Linked DNA regions of Homo sapiens: regions 2 and 3 are each linked to region 1. A link is a contact called in ENCODE Hi-C or POLR2A ChIA-PET data. All regions are on one chromosome and are shown on one strand. The core of a region is the stretch at or near the end of the contact, and the rest is flanking DNA. Distances in the headings are between cores, read along the strand shown. Region 1 holds the start of NT5C3B (5'-nucleotidase, cytosolic IIIB). Region 2 holds the start of C17orf113 (chromosome 17 open reading frame 113). Region 3 overlaps DNAJC7 (DnaJ heat shock protein family (Hsp40) member C7).

Region 1 (3,372 bases), core at 873-3,372:
GCAGTTGAAGGCTGCAGTGAGCTATGATTGCATCACTACACTCCAGCCTGGGTGAAAGAATGAGAGCTTATCTCTAAAAAAAAAATTTTTTTTTAATTTTTAAGGAGCCCAGAGCTTTGACAGTGTCCCTAAAGTTAAGGTGATGGGGTGGGAAACAGAAAATGGATCAAAGTGTCTCAAAATGAGCCCAATTACCCCTTTGGCTGAATTTGGCAACCCTGTTATACCTAAAGTAGGAACTGCAGCTACAGAGGATGTTCTTATGGGCACTGAACTCAAAGCCATTGACCTTGATGACCACGTCGCAGAGCTTGCCCTCTAGTCTAAGCTCGTTGAAGATCTCACAGGCCATCGCACTCATCTTCCTCTCCATGTGAGGCTGGTGGAAACGTGTGGAGGCCGCCGCGCTCTCCATCTCCATGGCACCCTGGGACAGCGGAGAGAGGCTGCTTTCCTAGGGTGTCGGGGAGGGTTGTGGGGGGCCCCTTTAGCCAGCTGTCGCTCCTTTTCCCTACTACATCTTTTGTATAGGGTCTATCAGGCAACCCAAGTTCCAGAATCCTGGCCCTGCAGTGAGATCACACAGGATTGTGCTCTCAGGTTCTGGAACTGCCTCCTGGACTTGTCCTCTTCCTTCTCCCCTCCTTACCACCCCACTTAGGCTGAAAACCACCTCACACCTCCTTCTGTGTCCTTGAACCCAAAACAGAACCATGACCACTAGCACCATCTGAGTGTTTATTGATTCCAGCTCCTGTTACTCACCTGATACAGGTCTCTATCCCTGGAGCATTCATCTACCTTCCACAGCCCAACACTTGGCTCCCTAGACACCGAACTCAAGGAAATCCAAGTCAATTGAGGCTGAAGGGAGAAGTAAAACTGATTAAATTTCTTTCTTAGGCCGGGCGCAGTGGCTCACACCTGTAATCCCAGCACGAGGTGGATGGATCACAAGGTCAAGAGATCAAGGCCATCCTGGCCAACATGGTGAAACCTCGTCTCTACTAAAAATACAAAAATTAGCTGGGCGTGGTGGCACATGCCTGTAGTCCCAGCTACTTGGGAGGCTGAGGCAGGAGAATCGCTTCAACCCAGGAGATGGAGGTTGTAGTGAGCCGAGATCGCTCCACTGCACTCCAGCCTGGCGACAGAGTGAGACTCCATCTCAAAAAAAAAATCTTTCTTTTTCTAGGGACGGGTCTCGCTCTCTCACCCAGGCTGGAGTGCAGTGGTGTGATCATAACTCACTACAGCCTCGACCTCCTGGGCTTAAGTGATCCTCCCACCTCAGCCTCCTGAATAGCTGGGATTACAAGTGCTCCGCACCGTGCCCAGCCAACGCTGATTACATTTCAGAAAGCTGTCCCGGGTCTCCCAGCCCGCTGGATGGGTTAGTCACTCAGTTTCTTCTGGAATGAGGAATGGCCTAGTTAACAGAGCCCTTTCTGGGTGATTAACAGAATTCAGTTTATGGCTCCTTCATCTCTCCTCCCATCCAGCCGTGTGGTTTTTCTGTTTTTGTTTCTGAGACAGGGTGTCATCTGTCACCCAGGGTGGAGTGCAGTGGTATGATCTCGGCCTACTGGAGCCTGGATCTCCCGGGCTCAAGTGATCCTCGTGCCTCAGCCTCCCGAGTAGCTGGGACTACAACAGGTGCGTGTCACCATGCCCGGCTAATTTTTGTATTTTTTGTAGAGACAGGGTTTCGTCATATTGCCCAGGCTGGTCTCGAACTCTTCGGCTCAAGCGATCATCCTGCCTCGGCCTCCCAAAGTCCTGGGATTACAGGTATGGGCCACCGCGCCCAGCCCCAGTCATGTTTTTGTCACAAACTTTCAGCCTGGAAATGACCACGTTTGGCAAGGCTTTTCCTCCACAAAGAGTGGCAGAACCCTACCTACCCACGTAACCCCAACACCTTGGGACCTTCACCCTGCTCTTCATAATAAATAGAACCCTCCTCCAGTTTGCCTAGCGCAACCGGCAAGCCCACCCGGATCGCGGCCATCTCCGGGACCGCTCGATTCTCGGCCCCACCCCCGCCCCGCCCCCGGCCCCACCAACCCCCGCCCGGGCTCCAGGCGGGAGGCGACGCCTGCGCAGTGCGGTCGCGGGGCTGTCGTTGTCCCGCGAGCCGCCGACCAGGCCTCGAACGGGATGGCAGAGGAGGTGAGGAGGGAGGAAGCGTCCGGAGTGGGGCGGGCCCGGACTCCGACCCCCGGGGCGCTTCGAGCCCCCCAGCTGGTCACCGAGGCACCGCCGCTTCACCCAGGCCAGTAGCCGCCCCCTCGCGCACCCCGGCCCCGCCTCACACGCGCGCCCGAGCGAGCCCCGGGCTCCCCTCGGGCCCAGCGTGGCGCAGGGGTCAGTGGTTCTCTCGGGTCTCGGGACAGGTGAGCACCCTGATGAAGGCCACGGTCCTGATGCGGCAGCCTGGGCGGGTGCAGGAGATCGTGGGCGCCCTCCGCAAGGGCGGCGGAGACCGGTTACAGGTACCTCTGGGGCGTGCGGGGGCCGGCCGGGCTGGGGGCGGCTGGAGAGGCTTCCTGCCCATTGGGCCTTCCCGCTTTGCTCTGCCGCGGACCCCTCCTAGCTCTCTGCCCCAAGAAATGGCCGGGAGCTTGAAGGAGAGCGGGTTGGTTCGCCTGTCCTAAAACCCAAATTTCAGATTTCTCAATATGGTCATGCTGCTTCCTCTAATTGGACAGAAGGCGCCCACACCAGTACCTAGGGCCTTATCCTCCCCAAGCCAGCGGCTCCCCAGTAAGTTGAAGATGTCCAGATGGGCCGTAATGGTAGAGATCTCTTAGGAGGGACCTGATATTGAAGGAGTCAGAGGGGTCCTGAGTATTCACCCTTGCCCCCACACTAGGAGACTGCGTTTTCCTCAGGGTTAACGGGTACTAATTAGGATCACTTCCCCTCTATCCCTCTGTGTCACTCGGTAACTCCCCTAGGGCTTTGCCTACATCCTGGCCACTGAGCTGTATTGATTTCCATAATCATCCCCCAGGCTGAGGCAGGGCCACACTAGAATTCTGGTGCCTATTTAGGCATCATCTCTCTTTTGCCTTATAGGTGATTTCTGATTTTGACATGACCTTGAGCAGGTTTGCATATAATGGAAAGCGATGCCCTTCTTCTTACAGTAAGTCACATTCTAGCTTCCCTTGTTGAGCTTGACAAGACGATGGGTTCTAAGGGACAAGTAAAAGGAGTTTTCTCTTTTTCCAGATATTCTGGATAATAGCAAGATCATCAGTGAGGAGTGTCGGAAAGAGGTGGGTTGCTCCCGTCCTTTGCTCAGAAATGGTTGTCATTTGCTACTTCAAATGGTTCCTGATTGGAACCAAAGATTCCAGTATAGAG
Region 2 (3,372 bases), core at 398-2,897, 210 kb before region 1:
AAGATTTCTGCTCTGTGCCCTGCCCCAGCCTCGGTTGGACCTTTGGGGGCAGCCTCTTCTTCTGTACTGGTCTGGCTTGCTCATACCTCTGACCACACCCCACCCTCTTGAGGCAGTTAGCTAATGAGCCATGGCTGCTCCAAGACACTTAAGGTGGCTGTTCCGCAGCAAAATGCCATCCAAGAAGACCTACCCCCAACCTGACCCTTTCAGGGTGCAGAATTCTAGACCTGAGGGCTGTGTGGTGCCACTCGGGGGCAGCTGTGGGGGCTGCAACATCTCCCTTCATTTGAGTGTAGCCAGGAGTCAGGCGGCCACACGTGTGTGTGCATGTGATTCGCGCTCCATCCCAGCAGCTCTGGGGCTGGGGTTCACAGTGAATGTCAGAGGCAGACGGTGGGTGGCACAGAGCAGTGCTGCATGGAGGATGCTGGGGCAGAGGAGTTCCCAGCAGCCACTGGTGGGGCTGGGACCTCAAATCAACATGCACCCTAGGCCTTTTGCAGAAGAGCAGCGTACCCAATTGTGAGGGGACTGGAAGGCATTTCTGGGTGACTTTGTGCTGTCTGGAAGGGGAGACTGGGTCATTGTCTGGACATGCCCTTGATCCACAGCAGCAGGCCAGCCCCCTCTCTGAATGGCCTCCACACCTAGCACCTCATTTGGTCTTCAGACCCATTTCTGTCCTGCCCTAGCCTCCTCCCCAAGTTGTAATTCCCACTTTACAGATGAGGAAACAGGCTCATAGCTAAGTGTCCAGTCCAAGGCCTCAGAGTTAAATATAACTGGAGCTCCATCCCAGGCCTCTGGACTCCACACCTCCACGTCTGCACATTCCTCTTGCAGGGAAGCTCCTCAATTCACCTCTCAGAGTAACGCAGACCGGGATGAGGGTCGGCTGTGTATCAGAGTTTTAGAAAAAGGTCACGCCAACCTCCCTCCCTCTTCCCCACTCTGTCAACCCCACTGCAAATAACTCACTAGGCTAAAACAATAAGCTTCCCAGTTCCAACTCCTCCGGAGGAGGCTTCCCACCAGGTGGGAAGGTCAAAATCCCCAGCATTCCCCTAGAGCCATCCAGCATCAGGCACTGCCCCCACCCACCCCAATTCTTCATGAACCTGCAGCGACCTGTCAACTTCCAGAGGAATCCTTGCTCTGCCATCCCACGGCCTGGAGTGCCCTTCCCCTAGTAAAAGTTCACTTACCCAGAATGCTGCGAACCCTAATTGACCCGCCCTGCAGACCTTCAGCTGGTCGCCCGCTCCTTCGTGATCCCAAAGCACTTGCTTCCAAACTCTCAGAACACTTTGCAGCCTCTACCGCGCTCTACCTGTCTGTGGCTTAGGCTGTGAGCCCCTCGAGGAACCCCGGATACATGCGCGGACCGAATGAACCCCGGCACCGCGCTGCCTGCGGTCTAGCCTCTGGCTCCTGCTGCCGCGCGTGGGGCGGCAGGGGCTGGGGGGTGGGGCCGGGGCCGGGCTGAGCGCGCTGGGCGGGAGGCGCCGCAGGTGGGCGCGGCCAGGTGAGCCCCGGGGGCGCCGCCCGCCCTGCCCGGGACCCTGGCCGGCGCTGGCTGCTGGCGCCTCTTCGCCCCCGTTGCCGCTAGTGGCTGCTGTCGCTCCGTGGAGCCCAAGGAGACCGCGGCCAGAGCGTCCACCGCCCAAGATGGTGGCTCCTGTGTCTCCGTGAGTGCGAGCGGACGGGGCGGGGGCGCCAGGCCGGGCTGGACGCCCCCTCCCGGAGCGGGCGGGACGGGCGGGCGGAGGCTCAGTGCCTCTGCGGGACCCACCGAGGGCTCTGTCACCGCGCGCCCCCCAGAGGAAGTTCCTCAGCCCTCCCCGTCCCAGCCCCCGGGAGGATGCGTGAGAAGAGGTGCAGGGGAGCCCCTTCTCACCAGGGCTGTCAGAGCAGGGGGCGCCCGGCCCTGTCTGCTGAGTGCTGGACTTCTCTTAGTGGGGTCCCAAAGCAAGGGGCCCCCAGGAGCCCGGGGAGGAGGCTCGGGACCCACATTCTGGGGCCACATGAATACTGTTTGAGGCTTACATGCCTTGGGGTCCTTGTCAAGTTGTTCCTGCTCCCATCCGGCTGGTCAGGGTGTGGAGAGAAATGAGAGGAGACCTGTGTCTGCAGCAAGTGTGCCCTCCTGGTCAGCCTTGGTCACAACTGGACCCATGGAGTTTTGTTTACACCTCACTCCACTCAGCCTGTTTCCTTGAGGTTGAGGTGGGGAGAATGTCAATGGAATTTGACCTGTTTATAGCAGCTCTGTCCAATAGAACTTTCTGGGATGATGTAAATGTGCTGTCCAATGCAATAGCCACTAGCCACATTGGCTACTAAGCACTTGAAAAGTGCCTAGTGTGAGCTGAATGCTAATGTTTTATTTAATTCTAAGTAATTTAAACAGCTGCATTTACAATAGCTGCAGTGGCCAGTGGCTGCTGTGTTGGACAGAGCCGTTTTAGAATCTCCACCTTCCTGGGCTCTACCTACCTGCCTTTTGTTCTGCAGAATGGGCAGGATAGGCAGCTTCGATGTACATGGAAAGGATCTGACAAAATTCCAGAAGGGCATCACCTTGCTTTTGCACCCCTCTGCCCCCATTCTGAGATCCTGTGCATAGTGGGCTGGGCAAGGTCATAGAATCACAGGATCTTGGGAGGAAAGGATGTCAAAGGCAGCTGTTTTAATCACCTAAAAGGTGCCCAAGGGCTGGCTCCACTGCCCTCTCTGCCTGGGAACCTGCTCTTTCTTATTCACTGCCCAACTGTGTGGTGCACTTGCTGGGTGTCAGGCACTGTACCCATCTCTGGGATTCAGACATGAAGAAGTTAGTTACCTTTCCTGCCCTCAGGGAACGTGCATGAGAAGGGGGGTGGAGAGAGGATGAAGCAAGAGAACTACACAGATAGAAGCAGAGATTTGTAATCTGTGGAGCATGGAATGGAGAGAACAAACAGGGAGCAATGACAGAAAAGAAGGGACTTCCTGGGAATGGATGGTTAAGCTAAGGCCAAAGGGGAAATGAAACAGGCCAGGTAAAGCATTGGGAGGGCAGCTGGGAATATTCTGGAAGAAGGGACAGCACGGGCAAAGGACCCGGGGGATGGGAACCTGGCACTCTGGAGGAACCCAGAGAGAAGGGTGGTGTTACTAGGAAGGAAGGGAGACACAAGTGGCCACCAGAGAGGTCAGTAGCCCTGGGCATTTGGCAGACCTCAAAGGAATTCTGGCACTGGCCTTAGAGGAGTGGGTGGTTGTGGAGGGGTCTAAAGCAGTATTTTTGTTTTTTTTTTTTTTGAGATGGAGTCTTGCTCTGTCTCCCAGGCTGGAGTGCGGTGGCATGATCTCGGCTCACTAAAGTGG
Region 3 (3,372 bases), core at 622-3,121, 160 kb before region 1:
ACGCGGCAAAACCCCATCTCAACAAAAAATACAAAAATTAGCTGGATGTGGTGGCGTGTGCCTGTGGTCCCAGCCACTTAGGAGGCTGAGGTAGGAAGATGGTTTGAGCCCAGGAGGCGGAGGATGCAGTGAGCAGAGATCATACCACTGCAGTCCAGCGTGGGCAACAGAGCCAGACTGTGCCTCAAATAAATAAATAAAAATACAGAAATTAGCCAGGCGTGGTGGCACATGCCTGTAATCCTAGCTGCTTGGCTGCTTGGGAGGCTAAGGCACAAGAATCACTTGAACCCAGGAGGCAGAGGTTACAGTGAGCCGAGATAGCACCACAGCACTGTAGCCTGTGCAACAGAGTGAGACCCTGTCTCCATGAAGAAAAAAGAGTTTATGAGCGTTACAGATAGATTCCCTTAACATTGTTTGGAGGGAGATGCCCTCTAAGTTTTTGTTTATTTGTTTGTTTGTTTTTTGAGACAGGGTCTTCCTCTGTCGCCCAGGCTGGAGTGCAGTGATGTGCTCTTGGGTCACTGCAACCTCCACTTCCCAGATTCAAGCAATTCTTATGCTTCAGCCTCCTGAGTAGCTGGAATTACAGGGGCCCACCACCACGCCCAGCTATTTTTTTTTTTTTTTTGTATTTTAGTAGAGATGGGGTTGTGCCATGTTGACTAGGCTGGTCTTGAACTCCTGACCTCAAGTGGTCTCCCCTCTTGGCCTCCCAAAGTACTGGGATTATGGGCATGAGCCACTGCGCCCAGCCCCCTCTAAGTTTTCAAAGCAGGGACCTGTTCTAAACTTTGTTTTACGTTCTTCTGCCTTTCCTATAGATATGTGTCCTAAAAATGCTAGCTATTATGGTAATCGAGCAGCCACCTTGATGATGCTTGGAAGGTTCCGGGAAGCTCTTGGAGATGCACAACAGTCAGTGAGGTTGGATGACAGTTTTGTCCGGGTATGTATGTAATGGGGCTGTTTGGGGAAGGCTGGGTTGCTACAGTTGAGTTTCTCTAGCCCCGTATTTCTCAACCTTGACACTACTGACATTTGGGACCAGATTATTCTTTGTTGTGGGGGACTTTACTGTGCACTGTGGGTTGTTTAGCAGCATCTCTGACTTTTAATCACTGAGTATGAGTAGCACCCCCTCTGCCCAGTTGTAACAACCAAAAATGTCTCTTAACATTGCTAAATGTCCCCTGGAGGGCACATTGCCCAGGTTGAGAACTACTGCTGTAGTCATTTTCATTTTGTGTTAGTTTTGTTCGTTTGTTTGTTTTTGTTTTTGAGATGGAGTCTAGCTCTGTCGCCCAGGCTGGAGTGCAGTGGCGCGATCTCGGCTTCAGGCAATTCTCCTGCCTCAGCCTCCAGAGTAGCTGGGACCACAGGCATATGCCACCACACCCGGCTAATTTTTGTATTTTTAGTAAGAGACGGAGTTTTGTCATGTTGGCCAGGCTAGTCTCAAACTCCTGACCCCAAGTGAGTGATCTGCCCGCCTCAGCTTCCCAAAGTGCTGGGATTACAGGTGTGAGTCACCGCGCCTGGCCTCTGTGTTGGTTTTGTGTGGGTGTCTGTTGCTGCTGTTGATTTCTTTCCACTTGGCCAATCATGCTTCTTTTCTTCCCTCTTGGTGTTCTTTTAGGGACATCTACGAGAGGGCAAGTGCCACCTCTCTCTGGGGAATGCCATGGCAGCATGTCGCAGCTTCCAGAGAGCCCTAGAACTGGATCATAAAAATGCTCAGGCACAACAAGAGGTACGGGTCTGATCCTGTTTCTGTCAAAAGAGGCAGTATGGTATATTTGGGAGGAGTGGCTACTTGAAAGTCGGAACTGAGGTCTAGTCTCACTTCTGCCATCAGCACACCTGGGTGACTTTAGGCGAGTTTCATAGCCTCTCTAAGCCTCAGCTTCCTAATCTGTAAAATGAGTTTTGAATATGATTGACAGCTTTTAAAAATCTGTGAAAATTGAAGTGTTTCTGAGATAGCTGGGGAATAGGCAAATGCTTCCAGGGACTGATTTGAGTGAGGTTAAAGAATTTAAGAGTTTGGGACTTAGTGAGACCCTGTCTCCACAAAAAAATTTTTTACATTAGCCAGGCCTGGTGCCATGCACCTACCTGTGCTCCCAGCCACTCAGGAGGCTCAGGTGGGAGGATTGCTTGTGCTCAGGAGGTTGAGGCTGAGCCGTGATCGCACCACTGCACTATAGCCCGGGCAACAGAGCAAGAACCTGTCTCAAAAAAATAAAAAAGAATTTGAGTAAATTCAAGCCTTGATTAAATTGGTAGCAGCTAAAACATGTTTTAGTTCCATCTCCATATATAGTATGTGTCGCTTAATGACAGGCATACATTTTGTTAGGTGATTTTGTCATTGTGCAGAATCATAAAGTATACTTACACAAACCTGGGTGGCATAGCCTGCTACACACCTAGGCTATATGGCAGTGGCTTCTGGACTAAAACCTGTATAGCGTGTTACTGTCCTGAATATTGTAGGCAGCTATAACACAGTGGTATTTGTGTATCTAAACAGAAAAGGTACAGTAAAAATACGGTATTACAATTTTACAGGAGCACTGCCATATATACAGTTCATTGTTGACCAGAGTGTATGACTGTATATACAGTTTACCCTAGATGCATTTCAGTGAGAATCTCAAAACATATGCTCAATCCCTGGCAATGCATTGCCTTTATTTCATGTATATCAAGCATAACACTTGTGTTCCTGACTTGAAGTTCAAACTGAGGGTGAAGATTGGGTCTAGCCCTTCTGTTAAGAAGTCTTGACTGTATCTTCATCAATTTGATTTGTGAAATGTCTGTGGTTCTGATTTTCTTGAAAGAAAATCTCCTAGGGACTTCTATGAGAGGTCGAGTACCACCTCTCTCTAGGGAATGCCATGGCAGCCTGTCGCAGTTGCCAGAGAGCCCTAGAACTGGATCATAAAAATGGCCATTCACAACAGGAGGTATGCATTCGACCCTATCTCTATCAAAAGAGGCAGTGTGGTATATTTACTGAATTCAAATTCATCAAGGCCTTGTTAATTTTTTTGTGGTTGTTTAATCTACAGCTTCATTAAAACTTTCCTATGTCTGATTTTCCGGTGCAGTTCAAGAATGCTAATGCAGTCATGGAATATGAGAAAATAGCAGAAACAGATTTTGAGAAGCGAGATTTTCGGAAGGTACAGTACAACCATGAGATAATCTCATCTGCTCTTTGTCGCAAAATTCCCATTCGTGTGTGTGTGTGATAATTAAGAGGAGTAGTATGGCACAAAAGCTCTAGAATAGTAAATTATCACTTAAATTAGGCTTCTGACTTTTCCTCTTAAAAATGTTTTGTGCTAAGGTACTTAT

What was found. A loop is a pair of places that touch in the nucleus more often than their neighbours do. ChIA-PET counts read pairs that join two places held with the same protein, here RNA polymerase II (POLR2A). Pooled maps may share reads with other maps.
Region 2: a pooled map shows a loop between it and region 1 (3-fold over the local background). The contact joins the promoter of C17orf113 here to the promoter of NT5C3B in region 1. A Hi-C loop is called at or near these places in 2 of 50 pooled maps. POLR2A ChIA-PET finds 5 or more read pairs at or near these places in 2 of 52 experiments (H1 and activated CD4-positive, alpha-beta memory T cell).
Region 3: a pooled map shows a loop between it and region 1 (2.2-fold over the local background). The contact joins the enhancer-like site here to the promoter of NT5C3B in region 1. A Hi-C loop is called at or near these places in 1 of 50 pooled maps. POLR2A ChIA-PET finds 5 or more read pairs at or near these places in 2 of 52 experiments (HEK293 and PC-9).

Annotation. Positions count from the first base shown.
Region 1 is chr17:41,834,982-41,838,353 of GRCh38, reverse strand. NT5C3B (5'-nucleotidase, cytosolic IIIB) reads left to right here and starts at 2,122. Exons shown (of 9, transcript NM_052935.5): 1 at 2,122-2,172; 2 at 2,397-2,495; 3 at 3,082-3,151; 4 at 3,238-3,284. The coding sequence starts at 2,161. KLHL10 (kelch like family member 10) reads right to left here and starts at 529. Exons shown (of 5, transcript NM_152467.5): 1 at 228-529. The coding sequence starts at 421. RefSeq lists an enhancer at 1,519-1,598 and silencers at 2,019-2,398, 2,529-2,638.
Region 2 is chr17:42,048,876-42,052,247 of GRCh38, reverse strand. C17orf113 (chromosome 17 open reading frame 113) reads left to right here and starts at 1,647. Exons shown (of 3, transcript NM_001358661.2): 1 at 1,647-1,691. All of the region lies in intron 2 of ZNF385C (zinc finger protein 385C), which reads left to right. RefSeq lists an enhancer at 368-869 and silencers at 1,489-1,558, 1,639-1,838.
Region 3 is chr17:41,994,695-41,998,066 of GRCh38, reverse strand. DNAJC7 (DnaJ heat shock protein family (Hsp40) member C7) reads left to right here. Exons shown (of 14, transcript NM_003315.4): 3 at 828-952; 4 at 1,643-1,756; 5 at 3,123-3,197. Among named protein-coding and RNA genes, the nearest start is that of DNAJC7, 21 kb to the left of the region's middle. Within about 2 kb of position 1,871, at least 3 of the 41 ENCODE cell types and tissues checked have a DNase peak (open chromatin) inside an H3K27ac peak, as active enhancers do.